Linked DNA regions of Homo sapiens: region 1 is linked to region 2. Evidence: read pairs that join two places in POLR2A ChIA-PET (ENCODE). Cell type or tissue: MCF 10A. All regions are shown on one strand. Region 1 overlaps MYO15A (myosin XVA). Region 2 has its middle 2.8 kb from the start of LLGL1.

Region 1 (4,000 bases), 65 kb after region 2:
CTGCTTGGAGCTGGTATTGTCTGTGATCTGCTTCACAACTTGGCAGTAACATTCATCCCGCATGACCTCATGGTCCCCGCACAGCTGAAGGGGGGCAGGGAGGTTACACACCAAAGACATGTGAGGGGCTATGTCATATACCAGGTACATAAGAACAGGGTGGGCACCTGAAGACAGGCCTGGTGTCCCTTTCCCAGCCCCCTCCCCACCAGCATGATGCATTCCTCTTTGGACCATGGGAGAGGTTTCCCACCCTAATGTCCTGTGACTCATTGATAGATGGGGAAACTGAACCACAGAGCAGGAAAGGGGGCATCTGGCAAAGTTGGCTGGACTGACCTTCAGGAGGTTACAAAGCACGTCCAGGTCACTCTGGCCCTTCAGTGGGGCATCCCCCATGAACCTCATTACAGCTGTAGGAAAGACCTATCCCACTCAGACCCACCAAACCCCCAGTTGCCCACCCACCCCAGGAAGCCCCAGGGCTGAGCCCCTCCCTGGGAGCCTTGGCCACAGGCAGCTGGGAGCTTCTATTCTCTTAAATGTGTTCCATGTCTGAGCTGGCGGGAGGGAAAGAATCTGAAGATCAGGGAGGAGTGGCAACCAGTAGAGATCACACAGTGCTGGATCCCACCTAGCCCAGAGCCCTGGCTGCAGTCCCACTCCCACACCTAGGAACATGTCGGTGGCCATCTTGCTGAGGCTGCTGTCGCTGAGTTCGATGAGGGATTCCTGGAGGGGAGTCTGTGGGGGAAGAGGGCTGTGTCATGATGGAGGAGGGACACGTCAGAACAGAAAGGGGACACATTGTGTTCCAAGGCCATATGATAACAGGAGGGTCCACGTCACAAAAGGGGAGCCAGGCCCAACACTGGGGACAGAGGCTGTCCTTGGGAGGGAATCAGGGTGCTGAGAATCAGAGGGTCTCACTGAGAACAAGTTTGTTGGCCCCAGGGGCCTGGGAGGGGGCCCCTGCATCACCATTTTACAGATGGGGAAACTGAGGTCCGGGACTGGACACCTTGGTGAAGCAAAGCATGTCCTCCAAGGTTCTGGACTCCCGAGGCTCCTTGGATTTCAGCCTGAGGCCATCCCTGCAGTGGGAGGTGGGTGCTACTGACCTGTCCTGCCCAAGCCTTGGCTACATCCTTTTCCACATGGGAAAGAACCCCCAGGGAGGGGGTTCTTGACCCACCACTGATCAGTCTACCGGTCACGAAGACCCCCAGAGGCAGGCACTGAAATGAGCCTCACACCTGGGTGGTCTCTCATCTCTCCCACCAGAAGTGGGGCCTCCGAGACTGACAGCCTGCAGTTTGGATGGCAGCAAGAAGCCCAGCACCCTCCCACTGTGGGAAGAGGGGTGGGGCCGCCACTCACTGGGGTCTCCTCTGAGGGTCTCGGAAATACTTCTGGGCAAACTCGAGCATTGTGTAGGGTGGGAGCGCCAGGGCGTCCTCCCCATGGTCAGCAGAGCGGGCCCTGACTGGGGGACCCTGCAGAAGAGGCGGAGCTAGGAAGGCCCAGTCCGGCCACACCACGCCTAGCCCTTCGGTCAAAACTGACAACGCAACCCCTAGCTGACTGGACCCAGATTCTCAAGCCGCCCACCCACCCATCCCTGTGGACCCACCCGCATCCCGTTGTTCTTACCCCTTCAGCCCGCCCACGCCTTTTACTTGCTGTGCTAACCTGGCTCCCTGCCCCACTTGGCCACGCCCTTGCCCGGGGTTGACTTCCGCAACTGCCACGTCACAGCTGACCCCGCCCCTCGCTAGCTCCACAAGCCGCCCACTCACCTGGCACCGCCCCAAACCCAGTAGACTTCACCAACTGGCGGGCCCCGGCTGGTCTGACCCCATTGTCCTGATTACAACCAGCTGATCTTCATCCTTCCCTACCCCATTTGGCCACACCTCCAACCATCTCTGGTCCCATCTCCCGGGTCTCACCTGCGGCTCACTCTACCTGGTTCACCCTCACACTAGTCCAAGATCAGCCACGCCCCAAGAGCCTGGCCAGGCCCTTGGCCCACCTTATCCCCACTCGCCTCACCCCTTCTGCAGCGGCCCCTTCCCCCTGGTCTACCCCGCCCCACCCCACCCACACTGGTCTCACCTCTCTCCTGCGGCCCACCTCCTGTGCAGCGGCTGCAGAGGCCACAGCAGCGGCCACGGCGGCTGCTCGGCCGCGGCCTGGCTCCGTTGGCAGCTGCAGGAAGTCGGGGGCAGCAGCGGGCTGCACCAGCTCCGAAGGGAAGCGGCCCACGCGCCCGTGGATGGTCCCGAACCTCCAGCCTAGGGGTGGGTAAAAGGTCTGAGGCAAACAGGAGGGTCTTGTCTTGTGACTAAGGGGGTCCTTTAGGGAGATTTGGGAACATTCTTAACCCTTCTCTGGAACTCTATGAGGCAGGCCAGGCCATCAAACCCATTTTACAGATGAGGAAACAGGCTCAGGGAAAGAAAGGGATTTTCTCAGGGCCACAGGACCATAAAGGGGAAGTGAAGCAAAAAGGCAAAGCAGGGTTTGTGGACTCTCAGGTCATGTGGAGACATAAAGAGAGATTCAGGCCACAAACATGGAAATGCCCACGGAGACCCCTCAGGCAAAGCAGAGGGCTGGGCTGTCTGGCCACCAACAGATACTGACAGGCCACGGCTGGACCTTAGGAGACCTGACCAGCCCAGGCCACTTTCGGGCACCAAGAAACCCTCACTGTGCATCTGCACCACGAGTGGGTGAAACTAGGATGCGCCCCGTATGGGGTTCCAGGTTCTGGGGCACACACCAAAGTCGGGGCCTCTACGTCGCAGCTCCTCCAGGTACACCACCTTCCTGCGAACCACGCAGCCAGCACTGTAGCCTATGGGCCAGGCTCGGGTCAGCATCTGCCAGGGAGGCCCCCTTGGCCAGCCTCCCCCTCCTGCCCCCAGCCCACCCCAGTGGCACTGACCCACTCGAGGTGGCTCTAGGGGCTGCAGGTGTATGATGTCACCCTTGTGGAAAGCCAGCAGCGCAGGGTCCTCAGGCAGGAAGTTCCTCACAGCGACCACGTAGTCAGAGTCCTGGGTCAGCCAGAGGCAGGGTGAGGGCAACAGCCCTATCACCCCACTCCCAGAGGCCTAGGGCCACCCCTGCTCCTCACATCCTTCCTGACTCATCAGGGAAGGGAGCCTTCATTAGGTGAGAAGAGGGAAGGGCATTCTGGGTGGAAGAAAGGGCTGGAGGGTGAGTCTGAGGGACACAGATGGACTTTAGGGCACACACATAGGCCTTCCCCACTCAATCCCTCACAGACTTTCCTGCTGAAGTCTTCCTCGGGCCTGGGGCACAGAGATGACCTGCCCTAGGCCTGGGGGCTGCCAGTCAGGAGTGGGCAGAGGGGATGGAAAGAGATTGTGATGCAGTGGGCGGGCCATGCAGCCAAGGCAGGAGGGTAAGGAGTACAATTGCTGCAGACCTCAGAGGAGGTGCTGTGCCACCCGGCAGGGGGCACTGGCAAAGGTTTTCTGAAGGAGCAGGCAAAAGGGAGAAAGGGTATTCCAAGTGGAAGGCACAGCCAGTGCAAAGGCCTTAAGGTAGACAGAAATCTATGGACACAGTCATATTTCCCTGGAACAGGGAGATCCCTGTTGCTGGCCCTCAGCCTGGGTGGAGGGAAGATCTGTGAGAAGATCCTGACCTTCTTCAGCTCCAAGATGAAGTCATCTACCAGGGTCTTGACCTGGTGCGCTCGGGCTGAGAAGAGGATGACCTTCTCACTGGCCAGGTTGAACTCCAGCATGTTCTGGGAGGGCATGGTCACAAACAGGATATCTGCAAAGCTGGAGGATGGGCCGGTGGCATGACTCCCCTGCCAGAGGGATGCCCTCCTTCCACCTATTGTGCTGCTTCTGATCCTGTCCTGCCCCATTTGAAGCCCAGCCCCACCTTGGCCCCATTGTGCCAGCTCCCACAGAACCCTAAGCTTCCTGCTTCCCCTCTCTGACCCAGGCTGTGG
Region 2 (4,000 bases):
CGTCTGAACAAAGCTTAGCCCTGCCCCTACTCTCAGGGGCCGTCTGCCTGTCCCCACCCACCTCCCAGGCCTTTTCTCATCTGGACAATGGCCTCGAGGCTGAACCTTTCCTTCCAGGCTGAGGATAGGCCGCCTGGCTCAGGGCTGGGGCTGCGGGAGGTCCTAGAAGCTTAGGTGGGGCAGGTAGGACAGGCCCCAACCCCACCAGCTGTGTCCAGGGAGCAGGAGCTGACCTCTGAGCCCGAGGCGGCTGCCAAGCCTTGGGGCCTGGCTGTCCCCCTCCACCCACGCCAGGCCGGCGGTGTTCAGCCCTTCCCCGTATTTGGGGCTGGATCCGGAAGAGGGCCCAGGAGTGAGTGAGGAGGTGAGAGGAGGGAGAATGACGACAGTAAAGCCCCTAAGTGTCTACTGCGGGGCAGGCGCTGTTCAAAGCCCTTTCCTGGTTTCAGCTGACTTAGTGCTGTCAGTAGCTCTACGAGGGAGCCAACAATATTACCCATCCCAAATGAGGAAGCTGAGACCATCAGCCAAAGGCTGTTAGTTGTTGGCAGAGCTGCTGGACTGAGGAGGATGAGACCCCTTTGGCCACTGGCCACGCCACACCAGCACAGGCAGCAGGGACAGCTCAGAGGTCTGGGTTCTGGTCCCTGCCCTGCCTCACACAGGAAGTGTTAAGAAGTTGCTGGCTGGGCGCGGTGGCTCATGCCTGTAGTCCTAGCACTTTGGGAGGCCTTGGAGGGAGGATCTCTTGACCCCAGGAGTTTGAGACCTGACTGAGCAGTAGGGTGAGATCTCATCTCTACAGAAAAAAAATAAATAAATATTTTTTTAATTAGCTGGGCATGGTGGCCCAGCTGTAAATTCCAGCTACTCAGGAGGTTGAGGCAGGAGGATGGCTTGAGCCCAGGAGGTTGAGGCTGCTGTGAGCTGTGATCGTGCCACTGCACTCCAGCCTGGGCAACAGAGCAAGACCATCTCGAAAAAAAGGCCAGGAGCAGTGGCTCACACCTGTAATCCCAGCGCTTTGGGAGGCTGAGGCGGGCAAATCACTTGAGGTCAGGAGTTTGGGAAAAACCCAGTCTCTACTAAAAATACAAAAAATAGCCGGGCATGGTGGCAGGTGCCTGTAGTCCCAGCTACTTAGGAGGCTGAGGCAGGAGAATCGCTTGAACCCAGGAGGTGGAGCTTTCAGTGAGCCGAGATCATTTGCTCTCCAGCCTGGGCAACAAGCGTGATAAATGAAAAAAACAAACAAACAAACAAAAAAAAAACGTTGATTCACATTCCCACTTTACCATTTGGAAGCTATGTGACCTGGAACAAGTTACCTCAAATTCTCTGTGCCTCAGTTTCCTCATCAGTAAAAATGGTGATAATATTAGTATTTACCTCAAAGGGTTGTTGTGGAGATTAAATGTGTCAGGGTAATATGAACCAGAGCAACTCCATCTTGAATAGGAGGTGGGTAAAATGAGGCTGAGACCTACTGGGCTGCATTCCCAGATGGTTAAGGCATTCTAAGTCACAGGATGAGCTAGGAGGGGGTCGGCACAAAATACAGGTCATAAAGACGTTGCTGATAGAACAGATTGCAGTAAAGAAGCTGGCCAAAACCCACCAAAACCAAGATGGCCACGAGAATGACCTCTGGACATCCTCACTGCTACACTCCCATTAGCGCCATGACAGTTTACAAATGTCATGGCAACGTCATGAAGTTACTCTATATGGTCTAAAAAGGGGAGATATGAATAATCCACGTTTAGCATATCATCAGGAAATGACCACAAAAATAGGCAACTTGGCCGGGCACGGTGGCTCACGCCTGTAATCCTGGCACTCTGGGAAGCCGAGGTAGGTGGATCACCTGAGGTCAGGAGTTTGAGACCAGCCTGACCAACATGGAGGAACCCCATCTCTACTAAAAATACCAAATTAGCCGGGCATGGTGGCACATGCCTGTAATCCCAGCTACTCGGGAGGCTGAGGCAGGAAAATTGCTTGAACCCGGCGGGCGGAGGTTTCAGTGAGCCGAGATTGCACCACTGCACTCCAGCCTAGGCAACAAGAGTGAAAATCCATCTCAAAAAAACAAAGGACAACTCTGCCTATGGAGTAGCCTTTTTTTCCTTTTTCTTTTCTTTTTTCTTTTTTTTTTTTTGAGATGGAGTCTTGCTGTGTTACCCAGATTGCAGTACAGTAGCACTATCTTGGCTCACTGCAGCCTCTGCCTCCCAGGTTCAAGTGATTCTCCTGCCTCAGCCTCCCAAGTAGCTCGGACTATAGGCATGCGCCACCACACTCAGCTAATTTTTGTATTTTTAGTAGAGACCGGGTTTCACCATGTTGACCAGGCTGGTCTTGAACTCCTGACCTCAGATGATCCGCCTGCCTTGGCCTCCCAAAGTGCTGGGATTACAGGCATGAGCCGTTGCACCCGACACCCAATCTCCATTTTTCTTTTTCTTTTTCTTTTTTTTGAGACAGAGAGACAGAGTTTCACTCGGTCGCCCAGGCTGGAGTGCAGTGGTACAATCTCAGCTCACTGCAACCTTTGCCTCCCAGGTTCAAGCGATTCTCCTGCCTCAGCCTCCTGAGTAGCTGGGACTATAGGTCTGTGCCACCATGCCCAGCTAATTTTTTGTATTTTTAGCAGAGACGGGTTTTCACCGTGTTAACCAGGATGGTCTCGATCTCCTGACCTCGTGATCTGCCTGCCTTGGCCTCCCAAAGTGCTGGGATTACAGGTGTGAGCCACCGCACCCAGCCAGCAGTCCCCATTTTTCAATGGGACTTGGTTATTAGGCAGTAAGCAGCCATGCCTTTCCCAACCCCTATCTCACAGTTTTTTGGGGAGCAGGGCAACAGAACTGAGTCGAGACCACAGCTAACCATAGCTCACCGTCCTATGATGGGGCATGCACTGGGGCTGTGGGAGCCCAGAAGAGGCATCTGGCCCAGGGTCAGTGTCCTGCTGGGAGAGGACAGTGCACATGGGTTGTAATGGGTAAGGAGTGTACCTAGTGGAAGGAGCCAGGGGATAGGCAGGGAAGAGTCTCATGGCAAACGGATTCGCAAAGTGTCAGTACCCCCACCCCACAACACACACACACTTGTTAATTCAGATTCTAGGTCCTGCAAATGTGAATGACAGGCGAGTGGGGCCCCAGAATCTGGATTTTAAACCAGCTCCTTTCCCAAATGACCCTGAGGCCTAGCTTGGCCCCATCTGATCAGGTTAAGAGGGGTCAAATGGGTATACAGATACAAATGGGTAAACTGAGGCCTGGGCATGTAGGCCCAGCCTACCCATACCATCAGGCAGGGTTCAGAAATGGCACTAGAGAGGGCACCATCTCCCAGGCTGGGAGGGTCTGGGACACTAATGACTGTTTTTCTGTCCCCTCCCCCGCAAGTCAGGGCAGCCCAGGCCTATGATTACCACAGCAGCCCCAGGGGGCAGAGATTGGCACAGATGGCCATGCCAAGTCAGCTCATTGCTAGAACAAGAAACTGAGGGTCAGGGGAGCCCAGACAAACAACTGAACACAGGGTCCCGGTCATCTCAGGTGCCCACCCATCCTTGGAGCTGGGGGAGGCAGGAGGGTTCCTGAGTCAGCAGCACTGGCAGGGGAAGCTGGTTCTTCCTTCAGCCTCCCAGCCTCAGGTCAATCTCAGGCTAGGGGGGGGCTGCCTTCTCGGCATTTCCTTGGTGGGGTGTCCCCCTCCTCTCACCTCCTCCTAGGCTCCCATAGGGCTCTCACCCAGCTCTGGAGTCCGCCTTCAAATCCCAAGACATCCCCTTGCTCATTGGGTGACCTCAGCTAAACCATGAGTCCACCCTGGGCCTCAATTTCCTCATCTGTAAAATGCAGTAAGGACTAAATGAGATGACTCAAAACAAGATTTGAGGCCGGGCGCGGTGACTCACGCCTGTAATCCCAGCACTTTGGGAGGCCGAGGAGGGCAGATCACGAGGTCAGGAGATAAAGACCATCCT

What was found. Peaks named below come from ENCODE experiments on the same cell type or tissue, not always from the same donor. Only the 100,000 strongest peaks of a DNase experiment are listed, where the experiment ranks them.
Region 1: POLR2A ChIA-PET joins it to region 2 with 5 read pairs; 4 of 35 experiments call an interaction of 5 or more read pairs at or near these places.

Annotation. Positions count from the first base shown.
Region 1 is chr17:18,156,019-18,160,018 of GRCh38, reverse strand. MYO15A (myosin XVA) reads right to left here. Exons shown (of 66, transcript NM_016239.4): 48 at 3,683-3,824; 49 at 2,954-3,065; 50 at 2,789-2,863; 51 at 2,119-2,297; 52 at 1,381-1,496; 53 at 1,022-1,094; 54 at 672-744; 55 at 340-413; 56 at 2-84. Among named protein-coding and RNA genes, the nearest start is that of ALKBH5, 26 kb to the left of the region's middle. In MCF 10A, no CTCF peak of the experiment used is centred here; a DNase peak (open chromatin) is centred at 1,758.
Region 2 is chr17:18,220,840-18,224,839 of GRCh38, reverse strand. No RefSeq gene overlaps it. Among named protein-coding and RNA genes, the nearest start is that of LLGL1, 2.8 kb to the left of the region's middle. In MCF 10A, no CTCF peak of the experiment used is centred here; no DNase peak of the experiment used is centred here.